Linked DNA regions of Mus musculus: region 1 is linked to region 2. The links are chromatin contacts, found by Hi-C or POLR2A ChIA-PET in ENCODE. All regions are on one chromosome and are shown on one strand. Each heading gives the region's core, a stretch centred on a gene start or an enhancer-like site at or near the end of the contact. The rest is flanking DNA. Distances are from core to core; before and after follow the strand shown. Region 1 holds the start of Mrpl47 (mitochondrial ribosomal protein L47). Region 2 holds the start of Mfn1 (mitofusin 1).

The links. A loop is a pair of places that touch in the nucleus more often than their neighbours do. ChIA-PET counts read pairs that join two places held with the same protein, here RNA polymerase II (POLR2A).
Region 1: POLR2A ChIA-PET joins it to region 2 with 15 read pairs in Patski. The contact joins the promoter of Mrpl47 here to the promoter of Mfn1 in region 2. A Hi-C loop is called at or near these places in 1 of 37 maps with a recorded cell type or tissue (regulatory T cell). POLR2A ChIA-PET finds 5 or more read pairs at or near these places in 2 of 5 experiments (Patski and embryonic stem cell).

What each region holds. Positions count from the first base shown.
Region 1 is chr3:32,734,783-32,741,209 of GRCm38, reverse strand. It overlaps Mrpl47 (mitochondrial ribosomal protein L47), which reads left to right and starts at 4,455. Exons shown (of 7, transcript NM_029017.2): 1 at 4,455-4,568. The coding sequence starts at 4,471. It overlaps Ndufb5 (NADH:ubiquinone oxidoreductase subunit B5), which reads right to left and starts at 4,147. Exons shown (of 6, transcript NM_025316.2): 1 at 4,005-4,147. The coding sequence starts at 4,128.
Region 2 is chr3:32,528,031-32,533,817 of GRCm38, reverse strand. Mfn1 (mitofusin 1) reads right to left here and starts at 4,336. Exons shown (of 18, transcript NM_024200.4): 1 at 4,123-4,336; 2 at 1,802-1,920. The coding sequence starts at 1,913.

The DNA.
Region 1 (6,427 bases), core at 3,206-5,705, 210 kb before region 2:
AGTTCCAGCAGTCAGGAGGCAGAGCCAGGTTGAATCTAGCCTGGTCTACATACGGACAACCTCCAAGCCAGCCAGGGTACATAATGAGATGATATCTAATAGAACAGGACAAAGATTCCCTAAGAAATCTCGCCTGTTTCCTGGGCTTTCTTTCTGCCTAAATCAACCCCTATGCCCTGGGTTCTTTGCCTCTGTCTCACATCTCACCCTTTGGAGCTATGCATCATCTCCAGCATAGCTCTTTTCTGATTTCCCCAGATAGTGTTGGTCTCTGCTTTTCCCTTGAGCAAGATTTGATAACTTCCTTTAACATGAAGCACACTAACACTAAGAGTGTGTTAAAGCTCATGAGGTCAGAGGAGAATATATGAAGCTCGGTCAGTCTCTCCAGTAAGTGTCAGTGTCTGACAGGTGGCAGGTCTTGTGGGAACATTGTTGAATTTACATTTCTTAACTGAACGTTTACAGGGATCACTTAAGTAAATCCTTACAGTTTACTACACTTACTCAGAGGACCTTGTACACACCTTCCTCCTTCAATCAGAGAACAGTGGAAGGATTAATTTATATGTGGCTTTAGTGAACAATCATTACAACTGTAGAGCAAACATAAAAAACAAAAAACAAACAAACAAAAAAAGCAGCCAGCACTTGGGGAGCAGAGACTAGAGGAAAGTTGTAGGTTCGAGGCCAGTTAGGGCTCCCAGCGAGACCTGCATTAACACCTCATGCTACAAAAACTGAACAACAGAAGAAAGGTAGGGCTGGCTGCATTACATTAACGAGGTTAACAAAGAGAAATGCTTCCTCTTTCTCAACTGTTTAACAATTACTCTTTATTAACTATGCCTGATGACTGCTATCGCACCAACTATCCTGGAATGTACTTCAGAGCAGTTAACTTCCCACAGCCCCGAAGTCTCCCTGCTGAAGTGGAGAGTCATCTGCTCACATTCTGAAAACATTAGGATGAACAGAGCTTACAAGACCAATTCTCCAAAAAATGATTTTTAAGTTTTTTATTATTTTTTAGGTGTGTGTGTGTATATATACAGGTGAATGGAGTTGCCTGTGGAGGTCAGGGACATGGGCTTCTGAAGCTGGAGTTATAGGCTGTGGCCCTGGGAATCAACCCAGGTCTTCTGAGGACCAGGAAGCACGATTAGCCACTGAGCCATCTCTCCAGCCCCCTCCAATAAATGATTTTAAATATGCAAGTCACTCAGGAAAGCTATTTAGTTTCCTGACTGTCATTGATGCCAGGATTGAGCAAGACAATGGTAGCAGCTTTCTGTTGGTATTTCAAACAATCAAAAGCTGGCCATTCACTCATTATCTTCCTCTAAATTTTCAGTTAAAAGTATCATTTGAATTCCTTGGGCCAAAAAGTTAAGTCCACTTCCTTGCATCTGTCCGTCTTTCATCACTTATCAATGACAAACTGCAAATGATTCTAAAAAGGGCTAGTGAGGTGGCCTGGGAAGGAAGTGCATTTGTTTCAAGGCTTGATAACCTGAATTTGATCCCCAGATCCCACAGTGGAAGAAGAGCTGATTCCCACAAGATGTCTTCTGACCTCTACATGCACAGGCACTTTAGTTGTGTCAAGGCCCCTTCTCCACCCCAACTAAGCCATGATCACCATCTTCTCCTTCTCTCAACACCTAGTTCTCCCAAAAGCCCTATATCCAGGGAGACCTGGAAGCCCACACACTACTGCCATTTTCCCATGTTAAGATGATTGCCATATTCATTTTATATTTATACTCCTCGTCTGAGTTCACAGTACTGTGATCACAGATCTGTTGATCCACTCTCCTCTACCCTGAGAAATATCTGTGGATATTAGCTTTAGAATGGAAAGAGATTCAGTGTTTTCTGCCACGGCAAGTTGGAGGATTTGCTGCTTTGGGCCTGTGGCAAAGCATGATGGAAGTATGTGTTAGAACAAACTGCCACCTTCTAGTGACTGGGAAGCAGAGAAGAGAGGCTGATGCCCTGCAAGGGCCTCTTCAATGACAAGATCTTGGACCGGAATTCCACCTCTCAGACGCTCAGCAACAACCTACCAGCTTCTTGGAAGACTGTGGCAGGAGCATTGAAGGTTAGAACCAGCCCGCAATGCAGAGTCTATTCAAGATCAGCTTGGGCAACTCAATGACACTCTGACTCAAAATTTTAAAGAGTAAAGACAAAAAGAAGGGTTAGGGATGTAGCCCAGAGGAAAGACCTCACCTGGCTAGAATAAGCAAGCACTTGTATTTCATCAGCAGTACCAAAGAAATAAGCAAATAAAATAAAGGGTAAATTTAATGCTGTGTGTATTTTCTAATTTAGGTGCATGGTGCTAAAAATGTCTCCTACTCAAAGGGCTTCACAACTACTCTGTAAGGTATCTCCGTCAATCAGATGGTCATCTTCCGGAAAAGGAAATGAAGATCATGACCAAGTGCCTTCCACTTTAGCTCCCAGTAGGCGTTGACTCAAGGTCATAGAGCTCTTAAATTCTGCAGCCAAGATTTGAATCTCGGCAGCCCAGCTCCAGAAAAAGAAGATGGGAGAGGGGCCTAGCCATCTTGTTGGGCTGCCCAAGGAACTGGTGGAAGAGAGGAAAACCTTCAGGGAGCAATGGCAGACTCATAAGCCAGTGAAAGCTGCGACAGTCAAACAGTCGCTCTTGGAACAGCCTCGAGTAGGCCCTCCCTGTTCTCTCTGGACAGGACATCGGCTCCCCGTGGTTCTCTCGGAACTGCAGGAGTGAGAAATAGTCCAGGAAGAGAGGGACCACGGAGTCTCAGCTCAGCTCAGCTAGACTACAGTCAGCACTTCTGGGGAAGGGTTCAAGGGATCTCTACTTGTGTATCTGAGGATATTTACAATAAAAAAGTGATGTCAAAAGGATATGACCAAGAAGTGTCAGCACATGGAGTCTGCCTTCAGTGTAAATTCCTGCTGGGTATTTTAAATGCACTGATCCTTTCCAGCATGTTCCAGAAGGTCCCTATGCATACTGCCTCAATATAATAGGCTTTAGGGCAATTTGTGTGTGTGTCTTTCTCTATATTAGACAAGGCAAATTGTATATCTCTAACCAAGGCCCTCTCTATGACTGTCCTGAGACCTGAGCTCTTTACCCCTCTTAGGCTCCTTTCTAAGAGAACAGTGGTTCTCAACCTTCCTAATGCTGCAACCCTTTAATGCAGTTCTTTGTGTTGTGACCTCCAACTATAAAATTATTTTCACTGCTACTCCATAACTGTAATCTTGCTACTGTTATGGGTCACAATGTGAACATCTGTGTTTTCCTACGGTCTTAGGTGACCCCTATGAAGGGGTCGCGACCCGCAGGTCATATGAAAAGCATGACTGCATTAACATACAGCAGATACAATCTGGGCTGAACCCAACTTTACACATTCACTCGCACTAGTCTTTTAAAAAAAAAAACAAACATAAAATATTTTCGTGGCCTTCTATGATGTTGTGAGGTCCACGGACACAGTTATTACCGTGCCTAACGGGCCTGTCACCTGGAGCCTTTTTACACTCGTGCCTAGGAACACCATGACAGCCTTCACTTCAGTGCGCTTCTCAGCAACTTCCTATCTGCGGGTTGGAACCAGCTGCAGGTGCCACGCACCCTGATTCTGCCCTGAGCCCAGCGACGCAGTGCAAGCCTGCAATCCCAGCCCTCGGGAGCCGGGACAAGTGCAGCCTCGGATCCCCGAGACCCTGTCTCAACAACGAAGTGTGTGCAGTTGCCCTTGGAGACGCGGGCAGCAGCTCCATGCCTGCCTAGCCTGGCAGCGAGGGAGCAGCGCCCAGCATGGCGTGGCAAGGCGCTTCGCAAACGCTGAGCTTAAACAAGGCCATCCGATCTGCAGCAGCTCTTCACACGAGAGCCCCAGGCCGACTTTGTCCCCGCTCTCTCCCTCGGAGGTCCCCAAGGTCACCTGGAAACAGCCCTCCCACCTCTCACCCGCGTCTCCGAGGCCGCCACCCACCGACAGTCTTCGGAAAGCTCCGCGTGAGAAAACTTCCGACTCCGAGTCTAGGACCAGCGCGGCGGCAAGACAGCGCTGTCAGCGCGGAGACCGAAGCCCGCTGCAGCAGGCTCATGGCCGCCATGGCTACACCGGCCACGGAAGGAAGTGGGGAGGGCTAAGGGAGCCGGGAGGGACAATCCACCAGTGAGGGCGAACGCTAGAGGAGGCCATATTGAGTGAGGGCAGCGGCCCGTTCCTGCGAGCTTCACAGGCAGGCGCTGGCGGACAAAAGTGACGACATTGTAGGTGGGGCGCCCAAAGAGAGCCCTGTAAACTCTATGGCAGACTTGGGAGATTGAAGCGAGAGCCGTGGGAGCGGCCATGTTTAGTAAGGGCAAAGCCTGTTCCTGTTTGCTTCACTTGCCTCACGCCGCCAGCGGAAGTGACCTCGTGGACACCGACACTGTGGGTCTCCATTAGAAACATGGCTGCGACCAGTCTAGTGGGTATTTGTAGAAGAGCCTCAGCGTTCCTGAAGGCAGCTTGTTCCCTAGTAAATCCCAAGGACGCTGCTCACTCGGGGTAAGTGGTGAGAGAAGAAATGACTGCCTCCGCCTTTGGGCGCTTCTTGCAGGATGCAACAGAGCTCTAGACAGGCCACCGCGGAGGCAGAGAGCGTGACCTTGCAGTCGCCTATCCTGGCGCACTAGTCCTCCTGCGTTCTGTCGCCGCGGGCGGTGGGAGCATCCGCTGCTCGGTGCTTCCTCGGACTCGCAGTGTCCTGGGGCTGGGTCGGTTGGGAGGGAGGTTTCCGAGGAGTCCTGAGCTGTGAACGGAAGGCTTCCCTCGGCGTCTTTGTACACAGATTGTCCGGCAGATGTTAAGTGATGAGCGTAGCTACGGCAACAGAAGCTGCGTCTGCGAGTGTGAGAATGACAGCTTACTCTTCACTGACACTTGCCAACAGGGAGCCGAGTTTTAGAAATAGTAGAGAGCAGATTAATTGAAGGAAGCAGTCTCTTCTATATTATTACACTAACTTTGCAAATTAGCTTTTTAAAACCTTGCAGAGTTGTAATTTGATCAGGGTGGCAAACTTGAATAAATGATTTCGTCTTCCATTATCTTGATCTGATGCCTTCCTTGACCTCTGACGGTATCAGGCACACACATGGTGCACATATATGCAGGGAAAACATTCAGATACATAAACCTTAAATTTGTTAATGAAATTATTTCAGTATGTGTGTGTGTGTGTGTGTGTGTGTGTGTTTTGTAAAAAATGAATACCTATCACTCAGAAAAGAGGCAAAATATTTTGAAGACAGTAAAACCAGTTATGCATTCATAGAACACATTGCCGTTTCTTTTTTAATGTTGCAGGTATACACTTGATTTTCCATCATTTCCCCAGGACAACAGAAACATTATTAGAGTAATAGTCAAAATATACCCTTAACCCATAGTAGCCAGTCATTGACAGTTGTCACATTTTTCAAGATCCCTGGATTTATGCTCTTTTTCTGCACTGTTGGACAGAGGTCAAAATTCAATCATAGACCCAAGGACATTGCCTTACTAAGTATGACCCTGTGGTCACACTGTGGAATACAGTGTTATTATTTAGCATATAATCCAAAATAAAAATAGGACTTGCTCTACTAATCCCTTCCCTTTTTTCTTTCCGCTTCATTGTCTCCATTCAGTTCCATTCTTTGCTTCAGGATCCAGTGAAGGATCATTTAGTGCAATAGTTGCCATTCGTCCAGTGTTTCTTTTTTCCTTTGTCATCACACTGGCAATTTGGGGTAGGATTTTGTTTTGTTTTGTTTTGCTTTGTTTATTTCTTCATAATTAGTTTCAAGTCAGGAGTCATGGACATAGCTCAGTGGTAGAGTACCTAGCATGCCTGAGGCCCTGGGCTTAATCCTCAGTACACAGGAAAACAAACATAAACTCCAGTCAAATACTCTTGGTTTGGAAGACAGCACTTGTGAAACATTTTACATTGTGTTTTAAGATCATTTTATCAGTTCATTAAGTGCTCTTAGAAACATAATTTCTAAATATATATATAATTATGCATAAGATTTTCATGCAGCTATAAAGCATGGTATGTTTATGTAACTAATGTAACTCTTTAATACCAAATTTAATGCCTTTGTAGATATCTTCACCGGTGAGCTCCTGCCTGTTGTGTCTGTGTCTATTGTGTAAAAGTTTCCAGACACAGAACTCCGGGATTAAAGGAGAGAGCATTGAGCCTTTTGAATGTTGCCACATTGACGTTCAGAATGGTTTTGATCTGTTCATAAATTTAGTTGCTACAGTGGAGGAAGCACCTAAAAACTGTTACTCTAAAATATAATTGTGGGGTCAGCAAGGTGGCTCAGGAGGTAAAAAGTGCTTGCCACTCAAGCCTGGTGACCTCGGTTTGAGCC
Region 2 (5,787 bases), core at 3,087-5,586:
TTAATACTTATTTATGTAGGACTCAAAAGTACAAGGCATATGAAACACAAATGCAGTTTTAAAGAAGAAATAAGCTAATAGCCATCTATGCTTTTCACCCAATCTTAAACTGGAATCTATGCTTTTCACCCAATCTTAAGCTGGAAAGGACTTCCACGTGCTGAGCCGGTTCTCCACTCCTCCGATAGTAAGGTGGGTAAGTCTGTAAGCTAGGCAAGCCTTGCTGCCTCCTCACACGTGGGTTCCCACACAAAAAAACACAAGTCCAGTCAATAAGAAAAAGTAGAAAGGTACTTATGGACTGAAGCGGGACTCATCAGAACCGAGCCACTGGCCACATGACCTAGCCAACAATGGAAGGAGTGCCAAGACCGTGGTTTGAAAGGGACAGCCTCAGGTTACTTTCTTCTCATTCCAGCAATAGAGAAACAGCTAATGCCTCATTTTGTCTCGTTTTGAAGATAAGACATGGAGACTCTGGGTCATTATAACCTGAGACTCTTCAAACGAACTCAGTGCTCAAGTGATTAAGCTTAAGCTTTTCACGCCTCATTTTGCATTTCAAGAACAGTCATAAAACACGGGCAACTTCTGAACAGCAGAAAGACTGGCACTGAGCTTCTCTGCAGCGGTGGTCCTGACCTCCTGATGCCCCAGTCTTGTATCTCCAAGGCAAGGCTGCAGTCTGCAAAGTCTTACCTCAAGTGCGCAGTCCTAGCTGTTTCCCATTTGATGCTTCGTGATTTACACTCCTATTTCCTAGCCTCCCCCTCTCCCTGACGTCCCCCCACTGAGGTTTTAATATAAGTCAAAGTAAATTCAAATTCTAAGTCCTGCCTTTGCACTAGCTCCCAGCATACTGTTCGATCCAGAACTGACAGGATGCAAAACAAGATATTACTAAATTTAACTTCAGTTTTACTCCCTATCAAGTGTAAGAAACAATATTTTTCACAATTCACTGTTAGCTCACATTCTTCCCAAACTGGAAACAAACTGTGTAATTTTTTCGCTCAACGAAACTTCAATTATGTTACATTTGGAATTGGAGATACGTAAAGTTCCAGGCTTACTTAAGAAGCTCAAAATCTAGTGACAGAGATTTATAGGAGCAAGGGGTAATGTTTTCTTCAAAGACGAAATTAAATGCTTCCCCATGGTCACCGGAGATACTCTGAGAATTCCTCACTTTTCATTGTAAACTTAACAGACAGATATCCTTAAAAGCTAAAGAAATTCCAATGGCTCGCTCCAAATTAATATATTGTGGTAAGACAATTGGGAATACCTTTGAGCAGTTACATAGACAGAAGGTAAACATTTATCCTCCCACAAAGCAATTACATCTCACGTGAGAACTGACAAACTGGGGTGGAGACATGTAATGGCTTCATACGGAGAGGCCGGCTTCCCAGCTCTGTGACCTTGAGCAAGCTGCTTTGCCTTCACAGTGCCTTTCACTTACCTACTAACTAGTCTTAGGAGTAGTAAAGGAATTTTTACTACTGTAAAACACTCAGACTAGTACCTTACTCTTTTCTTAACTGTGAAATTGTTTTCACTCACTATGGCATAGTTCCCAGAATGCAGAACAATGTGAATTCCACAACTAAGCCTGAGCAGGTCACATACCTGTGTGGATGCAGAGGCAAGTGGAACAGAGTTTAAAGCCATTGGAAGCTACACAGCCATTTCAAGGCAAGTCTGATCTCAAAAGGGTAAAATAAAAAACTGAAGTGGAAATAATAAAGCACCTGCGTACACTTTCAACAGTAACCTTACTAGTTTAAGAGGTACCCACCTTCAACAAAATGTGAGCCCTCAGTAACAAACTCCAGTAACTGGCCGAAGATTGCAGTGATGGCTTTCTTTGCCAGCACAAAGTGCTTCAGTGGAGATACCGTTTCTGCCATTATGCACCTAGGTTGAGAAAAAGGTTAGAAAAGCAATAATTAAGCCGGGCGTGGTGGCGCATGCCTTTAATCCCAGCCCTTGGGAGGCAGAGGCAGGCGGATTTCTGAGTTCGAGGCCAGTCTGGTCTACAGAGTGAGTTCCAGGACAGCCAGGGCTATACAGAGAAACCCTGTCTCGAAAAACCAAAAAAAGAAAAAAAAAAAAAAAGAAAAAAAAGAAAAGCAATAATTAGCCTGTGGATGACAAATGCCTGGAGTCTCAGCTACTGGGGCAGGCTGAGGCAGGGGGTGCACTCACACCAGGAAGTCCAGTTTTACCTGGACAATGCGACATAGCAGGGCTTTCCTCATCTCCAAAGCTCTACTTAAACTTAACAATGAGGGGCTTGAAGACGTGATTCAGCAGTTAAAGAGAACTGGCTGCTCTTCTAGAGGACCCAGTTCTATTCCCAGCACCCACATGGCAGTTCACAACTGTCTTAAGACTCAAGTTCCAGGGGTTCTGATGTCCTCCTCTGGCCTCCACAGACACAGGTACACACATGGTACACCAAAATTTGGTTGCATATATATGCAATCAAAATACCCGTACACATTTAAAAAAAAAAAAAAAAGCTGAATGATAAAGGTGTGGTGTTACACACCTGTGATCCCAGCCAGGAGGAGGCTGAAGCAGGCCAGCCTTGGTAAACCTTGTTCAAAACGAAAAACTCAAAATCTCTCAAAACAGTTCAGGTGGAGGAGACTAAGTTCAATCCTCCAGAAACCAAGTGGTTGAAGGAGAGAACCAACTCCAGCAAGTTGTTCTCTGCCTCCAAACACCAACTGTGAAAGTCTACCGCTTCCACATATAAGTTAAATATAATTTTAAAAACCATATGAAAACAGGGCAGTGGTGGCGCATAGTCCCAGCACTCAAAGACAGCTGGATGTCTGTGAGTTCAAGACCAGCCTGGTCTACAGAGCAAGTTCCAGGACAGTCAGGGACACACAGGGAAACCCTGTCTCAAAATCAAACAAATAAAAAACAAAAACAAAAACAAAAGAAGAAGAAGAAGAAGAAGAAGAAGAAGAAGAAGAAGAAGAAGAAGAAGAAGAAGAAGAAGAAGAAAGAAGAAATGAAATGTGCATGCCTCCAGGGCTAGGCAGATGTCTCAGTGCTTTAAAACACTTGTTGCTCTTCAGAAGGACTTAAATTGGTAGCTCACAACCACCTGTAACTCCAGTTCCAGGGGATCTTATGCCCTATTCTGACCTCAAGGGCACTGCGCAGAAACTGTGGTGAAACATGCATCCGTATATGGAAGAAAAACATACACATTAAAAAATCTAAAAACAGAGCAAACATTTAAAATCATGCTTAGTCTGATACCTGCTAGTTCATGCCTCAATTTCCTAATAGCAAAAAATTAACCTGGCCAAATAGATAAAATACTTTTTAGTATTATTTATTTATTTACAGAAACCATGTTAGTCAGAAACCAAAGATTACTCTCGAGTGATCTCCCATTAAAAAAAGAGAAATTTGCCTCCTGTCATGTTACCTGTAATTCAGTTACTCAGGAGTGTCACACAGGAAAAGCTGAAAATTCAAGTCTACAAGAGGCAACAGAGTGAGATCAAGGCTTGCCTGGGTCTCTCAGTGACACTCAGTTTAGAAACCGGTTTAGGGATACAATGGCATTTGCCTAGCATGGGAGACCTGGGAGGGGCTCAATCTTCAATCCTGGAAGAGTAGATATGTAAATAAATGTAAAATCGGTAAAAGCTAGTAACAAAAATCTTGGTTGTAATCCCTAATTTATTTTCCTCGAGTGAAGATGAAACTAGTTTAGCTAAACTAAGTTTCCCAGTTAGCGAAGAAAATAAAAGAATGCCCAAGTCTTAATGCAGTACAGACACCAAGAAGGTAGCAGCTTTCGTCACAATTACGGAGTCAAGACTTAAAGAAGGCATGAAGGAAGGCTTCAAGCCAAAGTCCCCAAACTTAAAGGAATGTTGAATTTAAAGTAAAAGACGTTCTACCTGGAAGCTCCTATGAAAAGCCACCAAAGACAAGCACACGCTAACGCTGGTGTGCGTGAAAAGAAGCGCCGTGGCCACCAGGAGGGTGGCTCCCTCCGGAATCCTGAACTGACGGCGCGGAGGAGGTGCGTGGGGAGAGGAAGCCGCGTGGGCCGAGAGCCTGCCCAGCCGGGTGGATTCCTACCTGGACAGGGCCTTCCCTCAGGCTGGCCGCCCGTCGCCCTTGCCCGGCCCGCCGCCCCGGCCCGTCAGGGCGCTCGCGCTGCGCCGGTCCGGAGCTCGAAGGTCACCCCGGACGTCGCCACCCGCCAGCGGACACTCACTCCGTCCCTGCTCCCCACTGTCACCCAGCAACCACAGCTCCGCCACAGCCCCCTGGCTGTCTCATCCTCCCGAAAGAGGGGAGGTGCCCAGAGGAGGGGCTAGGGGCGGCTACTTCCGGCGCTTCGGATCTCCTATTGGCTGACGCTTCGAGACCAGAACTGCATATATTGCGGGCGCCATTTTCCTTCAGGGCTGAAGGCGAGGTTTGTTTTGGGCAGGAGTTCTTATTAACCACTGGGCTGTTTTCTGTTCCACCTTCCAACTCCTCCCCTTGGTTTTTCCCTTCAGAGTTTTCAAAGCTCAAAGGCGCCAAGTGTGAAAAGATGTCCATGGTTATCTGAGGGTGTAGGGGGAGAAGTACCCCAAAACCACATAGATGTTTATCATGCGGGGGGGGGGGGGGGGGTCGTCAAAACTTTGACTTTTCCAATTGCTCTGGTCTTGATTGGTTTTCTGGGGTTACTGGAGTGAGCTGTGTGTGTCTACTTACTGTAAGAGGTATTACTCAAGAAAATTAATTGTTCATGATTTAAACTTTGTTAGGAATCACCTGGGAATCTTGTTAAACCATTGATTGATTGATCGAGGGTGAAGCCCAAGGACTCTACATGTTCCACCTTCCAAGAGAGGTTTCACAGCATGTGTCCTGAGAGGTTCTTTACAGAGTTAGCAAATGAGATGCTTTTGCCAGGGAAGCCCCTTTATCCATATGAATGGCAGCTACCTCATCTATAAAATACTAAAAATGCCTACTTCATGAATTGTGGGAAAGTAAATGGGTTAGGGTGTAAAGTGCTTAAAACATTGATGGGCACCTGCAAAAGTTGGATAAATAAAAATAAAAGTTGGATAAAAAAGTTGGATAAATACAGTGAATGAGATCATTTCAGACTATGACTGCTATTATGGGGGGGGGGGGAGATCAGGACAAGAGGATAGAGTGAAGAAAAATGAGCAAGGTGGAGCCAAAGAGGTATGTGTTTTCTGAAAGGATGTCATTTCTCAGGTCATTTCAGGACTGTTACTGGGAATATCTGGAGAAAAACTGTCCAAGACACATAGGAAGGACAGTGCTAAAATGGATGAGTTAAAAAAACAAGCATGAGCTGGGCGTGGTGGCACACACCTTTAATCCCAGCACTCGAGAGGCAGAGACAGGCAGATTTCTGAGTTTGAGGCCAGCCTGATCTACAAAGTGAGTTCCAAGACAACCAGAGCTATACAGAGAAACCCTGTCTCCAAAAAAAACAAACAAACAAACAAACAACAACAAAAAACAAAACAAAACAAAACAACAACAAAAAGAACTCACAAACCCGCTGTCACAGCCTCCCAAGTGCTAGAATTCAGATCTGTGCTCTCACTCTGCCTAAATTTGAAGATTTTTGTTTTGGGTTGTTTTTTGGAGACAGTGTCATTTTATATAGACAGTCCTGGGTCCTGGAACTCACTATGTAGAACAAGTTAGCCTTGGACTCACAGAGATCCAATGCCTTTGCCTCCCAGGCCAGATTTTTTAAAATGA